2 separate regions of the Homo sapiens genome follow, and region 2 is linked to region 1. Evidence: read pairs that join two places in POLR2A ChIA-PET (ENCODE). Cell type or tissue: PC-9. All regions are shown on one strand. Links, peaks and the distances in the headings refer to the core of each region. The heading gives the core; the rest is flanking DNA. Region 1 overlaps SLFN11 (schlafen family member 11). Region 2 overlaps RAD51D (RAD51 paralog D).

Region 1 (2,915 bases), core at 89-2,588:
CAATTTCCATCTCACTAGGGCTGGTCCAAATTCTGCCTCCATGGGCAGGTATATGCTGGATTCAGCATGGTTTTGCTTTTCACTGTAACAGGGCAGTACTGAGTTCAATGCAAAGTCTCACAATTGCTGTGCCCTCCCTTCCCCAAGCACACAGATTTCTCTGCACCACATGGTCACTGCTGGAGAAGGGGGATGGTAGGTGGAGCCTTCTATTACACCGTCTTGTTCTGCCCTCCCATTTCCCTTTCTGTTCAGTTTCTATCTGAGGCTAGCCAATCCCCTGTGATCTAGGGGAGATGGGTGGGAGGATGGAAGGAAAGGGGAAGTAAAACAAAAAAATAAGAACCACCCAGAAGCATACAGAAAATTGGGCACTACTTGACAATTTGACATTGCAAAGTTTTCCCAGGCTAATTCCTCACCTTTTAGGGAGTTTGCTGAGCAAACTAGGTAAGCCTTCTTGGCAGGGGAGAAATGCACAGATGCTACCCACTGAGCCCCTCGCTTGGGGGTGGTTGTCCCTGCATGTCCACATCAGAGTCACTGCTCCATCAGGGGTCCTGCAGGACTAGATCCTGGGGCATGGGGAGAAATGGGGACAGCTAATAAATGGAAACCGTACAGCTAATAAATGGAAACCATACAGCTAATAAATGGAAACCATACAGCTAATAAATGGAAACCGTACAGCTAATAAATGGCAGAGCTGAGATTTGAACCTAGGAAAACTGAGTCTTAATCCTTGAACTCTGTTACCTCTGTCTACATAGGTTTCTGTATACATAGCCTTCAGGACTGCTTTTGGTGGAAAGAGATAGCAGGTGGTGCTAATTCACTGTGTTGGTGGGAACTCTGGCTACACTGAAAGGTTTGAAAAAGTTATCCTGTAAACTGACTAGAATCAGGTGCTTTTGTTTCTGAAGTGCTTTTGTAAGTGTACTGAGTTTCTTTTCTGAATTCTTAATTTCTTATTGACTTAGTTTAATTTTATTTAGGATTTCAAATTTATATGGGACAATATCTCTACCTTACAAAAAATGTGCAAGTGATGCTGATTATAATTCCTTTAATCCTAAGGAAAGAGCTTGAGATAGAGCTCCCTAAGCCTTTTTTGCCTGCAAAAGAATCTAAGCAGATGGTGGGGTTGCTGTTTAAATACAATTGCCAACCAAAAACTATAATCTATTGGCTTTGACAATAAAGTTTATGGGGCAGAGAAAATATTTAACTTTGAAATCCCTGTACATCGAAAGGAATATTTTACAAATAACTTGACAAAGATGTTTCAATGGTCTTGGAATGCAGAATGGAATTTTGAGAAATAGAAATTTGTAGGCAAGGGTCTAAACTAGGCAAGGTGGTAAGAATGTGGATGTGCCAGCCTTCTTTTTTTTTTTTTTGAGACAGATTCTTACTTTGACCCCCAGGCTGGAGTGCAGTGGCACGATCTTGGTTCACCACAATCTCGTCTCGAAGGCTCAGGTGATTCTCTCACCTCAGCCGCCTGAGTAGCTGGGACCACAGGTGAGTACCACCACACCTGCCTAATTTTTGTATTTTTTGAGGAGGTGAGATTTCACCATGATGCCCAGACTCGTCTCAAACTCCTAGGCTCAAGTGATCTGCCTGCCTCAGCCTCCCAAAGTGCTGGGATTACAGGCATGAGCCACCAAACCCGGCCCAGCCTTCACTTTTATCTAACAAATTTCTTCTAAATGTCTTCACACCTCAGTCATCTCATTCCTTCTGTCACCTGCAATAACATCCACCTTATCTGTTCAGAGTTACTAGCACCCACTGAGACTTGTAATTCCAAGCCTTTAGTATAGGATGGATTTTTGTAGGAAAGGAAAATAAGGCTGTGATAGTCTGCTTCTACATATTGTATATATCCTTGATGACTTCAAAATAGTTTATGAATTTACTGATTGTTTTAAATTTTATTTTATTTTAATAATTTTCCAATAATGATGCAAGGTATTTGTTGACTGTATTTAAAATTTTTATTTAAAAAAAATAATTTTCAAATAATGATGCAAAGTATTTGTTGATTGTACTGATTTTTTACAATTTTGTTTTAAATAATAATTTTCAAATAGTGATATCGGTTATTTGTTGATTATATTGATCTTTTTGAACAATTCTTAATCTTGATTATTCATAATCTTTATTTCAAAGTTCACGCTCCTTCTTTATTATTTCCCTTATTGAGACCTATAATCCATTCACCTTTTTACTTCGTTCCTATCAATGCGATCCCTGCCACCCTCATTCCCTGACCTATTTGTCTTAGAATGCATAGTCCAGATTTCAGTTACTTCTGTGATAAAATCCTACCCTTTCCCCCGACTACCTTTTTAATTTGAAGGAGGATGGCTTTTAAAAAATGTTGTAATAATTCAGAATTCCAGAAGTGCAAAGACAAGAAAACAACAAAAATTTATGTCCCACCCACCTCTGAGATGTATTTGGTACAGGTGCTTTTTCTTCTGAACTTACAGCATTGTATGTACAGTTAAAGGCTTAATTCTCCAATCTCATTATTTTCCATCCTTATTGTAACCTCTGTAAAAAATAAGTGCATCTTTATTCACTATGCTTTTCTCCTTTTACTAAACATAAACGTATTTATTACAGTTTTTAAAATATTTTAATCTAAATGCTATTCTATTGTATATTATTTTTTGCAAACCTGCTTTTTAAATTTATCATCATGCTTTGAGAGTTTATTTATACTTGAAGATATGATTTACTTATTTTGTCTGCTGTATTAATCTTCCATTGTAAGTTGTTTGTTTCCCATGTCAAATATCTTTCTTGTTCTTTATAATGTCTGTTTCAAACTGTCTCCATTCTATTATTAAAATGTTTTTGTCAGCTGGGCATTGTGGCTCATGCCTATAATCCCTAGCACT
Region 2 (2,915 bases), core at 310-2,809, 260 kb after region 1:
ATACTTACCTCAGAAGTCATAGCTGGTTATGACCCACCAGCTTGTTGAGACATGAAGCTGAGTAGTGCTTACCTCACTTTTAGAGATGAGAAGAGTGAAGGCCGGAGAAGTGAAGTGAGTTGACCAAAGTTGACCAAATATTTAGGGCAAGAACTAACCTTATAGCCCAAACCTCTCAATTCCAGATCAGAAGACTGTATTTTTTACTGTAGGACCATTAGATGATATATCTTCTATTATTGCATAATAAGTTACCAAAACCTTAGTGGCTTAAGACATAGTATTTCTTATCTCACAGTTTCTAGGGGTTAAGAATCTGAGACTAGGAGCGGTGGCTCACGCCTAAAATCCCAATGCTTTGGAAGGCCAAGGCAGGAGGATCACTTGAGCCCAGGAGTTCAGGACCAGCCTGGGCAGCATAGCAAGACCCTGTCTTAAAAAAAAAAAAAAGAAAAAGAAAGAAGAAAAGAAAAAGAACCAGAATCAGGATATAAGAAGTAAGGGAGAAGAGAAAAGAAGCATCAAAAACAGTTTAAGTCCAGGGAAACCAGGAGGATTCTCCTGCTTGTGTAAAGACAGAAAATTATGGTTAGAAAGATGGCACAGGCTAGGCTTGGTGGCTCATGCCTGTAATCCTGGCATTTTGGGAGGCCAAAGTGGCCAGATCACTTGAGGCCGGATTTCGAGACCAGCCTGGCCAACACGGTAAAACCCCGTCTCTGCTAAAAATACAAAAATTAGCACCCGTAGTGTGCACCCAATGTGTGCACCCATAGTCACAGCTACTTAGGAAGCTGAGGCATGAGAATCGTTTGAACCGAGGAGGCAGAGGTTGCAGTTAGCTGAGATCATGCCACTGCACTCCAGCCTGGGTGACAGAGCAAGACTTAGGGAATTTATTTGGAGGCATTTTAGATACGGAAGATGAGGCCTAGAGGCATGATCTAGAAGGAGACAGTGAAGTAAAGAGAAGGCTAAACTCTTCAGCAAAGGAAGTTAGGAATTTGAGGGTGGTAGTTAGCAGGACAAGGGAAAGAAAGGAGGGAGTCAGAAAAGGAAAAGAAGGGCCTTACCACCATGGTGGGAGGCTGGACACAGGAGAGAGATGGCTGCTGAGAGATCCATGACCAGAGGCCTCAGGACTCTCTGCGGAGCTTTCTGAAATTTGATGACTTTAATGTAGTTTTTAGTTATTTTATTTTATTTTTTTTGAGACAGAGTCTTGCTCTGTCGCCCAGGCTGGAATGCAGCGGTGTGATCTCAGTTCACTGCAACCCCCGCCTCCCAGTTTCAAGCGATTCTCCTGCCTCAGCCTCCTGAGTAGCTGGGATTACAGGTGTGCACCACCACGCCCAGCTAATTTTTGTATGTTTAGTGGAGACGGGGTTTCACCATGTTGGCCAGGCTGGTCTCGAACTCCTGACCTCAAGTGATCCACCGCCTTGGCCTCCCAAAGTGCTGGGATTACAGGCGTGAGCCACTGCGCCCAGCCACTTTAGTGTAGTTTTGATGTCCTGTGATTTAAACCCTTTCTTTCTACCCAAGTCTTCATTGAAGTCTGTTACACATGCCAATGGGACGAGGGAGACATTGCTGCTGATGACATTCTGTGATGCCCGTGCAGCTTGCTGTATTTGGGATGGGGGGGCTATTTCTTACTAGTTTTAGATAGAAAAGCAAGCTTGTCCTGTAATGTGTCCTAGAGGCTGACAGGTTCATGAGTGCTTCCCCCACATTCCTTCAGGTGACTGGTTCTTCAGGAACTGTGAAGGTGGTGGTTGTGGACTCGGTCACTGCGGTGGTTTCCCCACTTCTGGGAGGTCAGCAGAGGGAAGGTGAGTGATGTGGCAGAGCCTGGGGCCAGTGGAATGTGACCTCGCCTCCCAGCTCTGGAGTCTGGTCTCTGGCCAGCCCCATCCCTGGTTCCCCACTGCCCTCCCTCTCTGCTTCTCCTCCTCCTGCAGGCTTGGCCTTGATGATGCAGCTGGCCCGAGAGCTGAAGACCCTGGCCCGGGACCTTGGCATGGCAGTGGTGGTGAGGAAGCAGGCTTGGCCAATGAACTTGATTTCTAGTTATTGCGAGCTCTTTATTTCCCTTAAATGTCAGCTTCTGAACCCCAAAGTGGCCCTTTAGGAAAGGGACATATCCCAGCTTCCCTGGGTCAGCTACAGCTTTGCACCATAAATAGCTAAGGGAATCAGGAATCGTCTTGTTGTTTTTTTGTTGTTTTGTTTTGTTTCTACATTTTTTCTTTTTAGTCAGGTTTATTGAGGTATAATTTACATAGAGTAACTTTCTCCTTGTTTGAAGTTTGACTAATGGATATAGTTGTATCCAGTCTTGTGACCCCACCAAAAGGTCCCCCAGGCCCAGGCAACCACTGATCTGTTTTCCATCCCAATAGTTTGGCCTTTTCCAGAGCTTCATATAAATGGATCTTTTTGCTATTGAAGTAACTTTTTCTGCTTATGAGGTAGTTTTTTTAAAGTCTGCATGCTTCTCATAGAAAGGATAGAAAATAAATATGATTCAAATTTGTCATCAATCTCCACATCCACAGAAACCATATTAATATTTTTACATATCTCCATACAATACTTTTTCTGCATATTTACTTATACTTTTAGCCAACTTTCTTTCTTTCTTTTTTTTTTCTTTTGAGATAGGGTTTCGCTCTGTTTCCCAGGCTGGAGTGCAGGGGCACAATCACAGCTCACTGCAGCTCGACCTTCCAGGCTCAAGCAATCCACCCGCCTCAGCCTCCCAAAGTGTTGGTATTACAGGTGTGAGCCCACACTTAACCAGCTTTCTAACTAAACTAACCTCATGAAAAAATAAAAAAAAATAGGCCAGGTGCGCTGGTTTATGCGTGTAATCCCAGCACTTTGAGAAGCCAAGGCTGGTGGATCACTTG

What was found. Peaks named below come from ENCODE experiments on the same cell type or tissue, not always from the same donor. Only the 100,000 strongest peaks of a DNase experiment are listed, where the experiment ranks them.
Region 2: POLR2A ChIA-PET joins it to region 1 with 15 read pairs; 3 of 35 experiments call an interaction of 5 or more read pairs at or near these places.

Annotation. Positions count from the first base shown.
Region 1 is chr17:35,365,556-35,368,470 of GRCh38, reverse strand. SLFN11 (schlafen family member 11) reads left to right here. Exons shown (of 7, transcript NM_001376007.1): 2 at 771-868; 3 at 1,408-1,524. Among named protein-coding and RNA genes, the nearest start is that of SLFN11, 6.6 kb to the left of the region's middle. RefSeq lists an enhancer at 33-82. In PC-9, for the core only: no CTCF peak of the experiment used is centred there; no DNase peak of the experiment used is centred there; H3K27me3 peaks cover 1,194 bases.
Region 2 is chr17:35,102,374-35,105,288 of GRCh38, reverse strand. It overlaps RAD51D (RAD51 paralog D), which reads left to right. Exons shown (of 10, transcript NM_002878.4): 7 at 1,745-1,835; 8 at 1,965-2,035. It overlaps RAD51L3-RFFL (RAD51L3-RFFL readthrough), which reads left to right. Exons shown (of 7, transcript NR_037714.1): 3 at 1,745-1,835; 4 at 1,965-2,035. Among named protein-coding and RNA genes, the nearest start is that of RAD51D, 16 kb to the left of the region's middle. In PC-9, for the core only: no CTCF peak of the experiment used is centred there; a DNase peak (open chromatin) is centred at 1,778.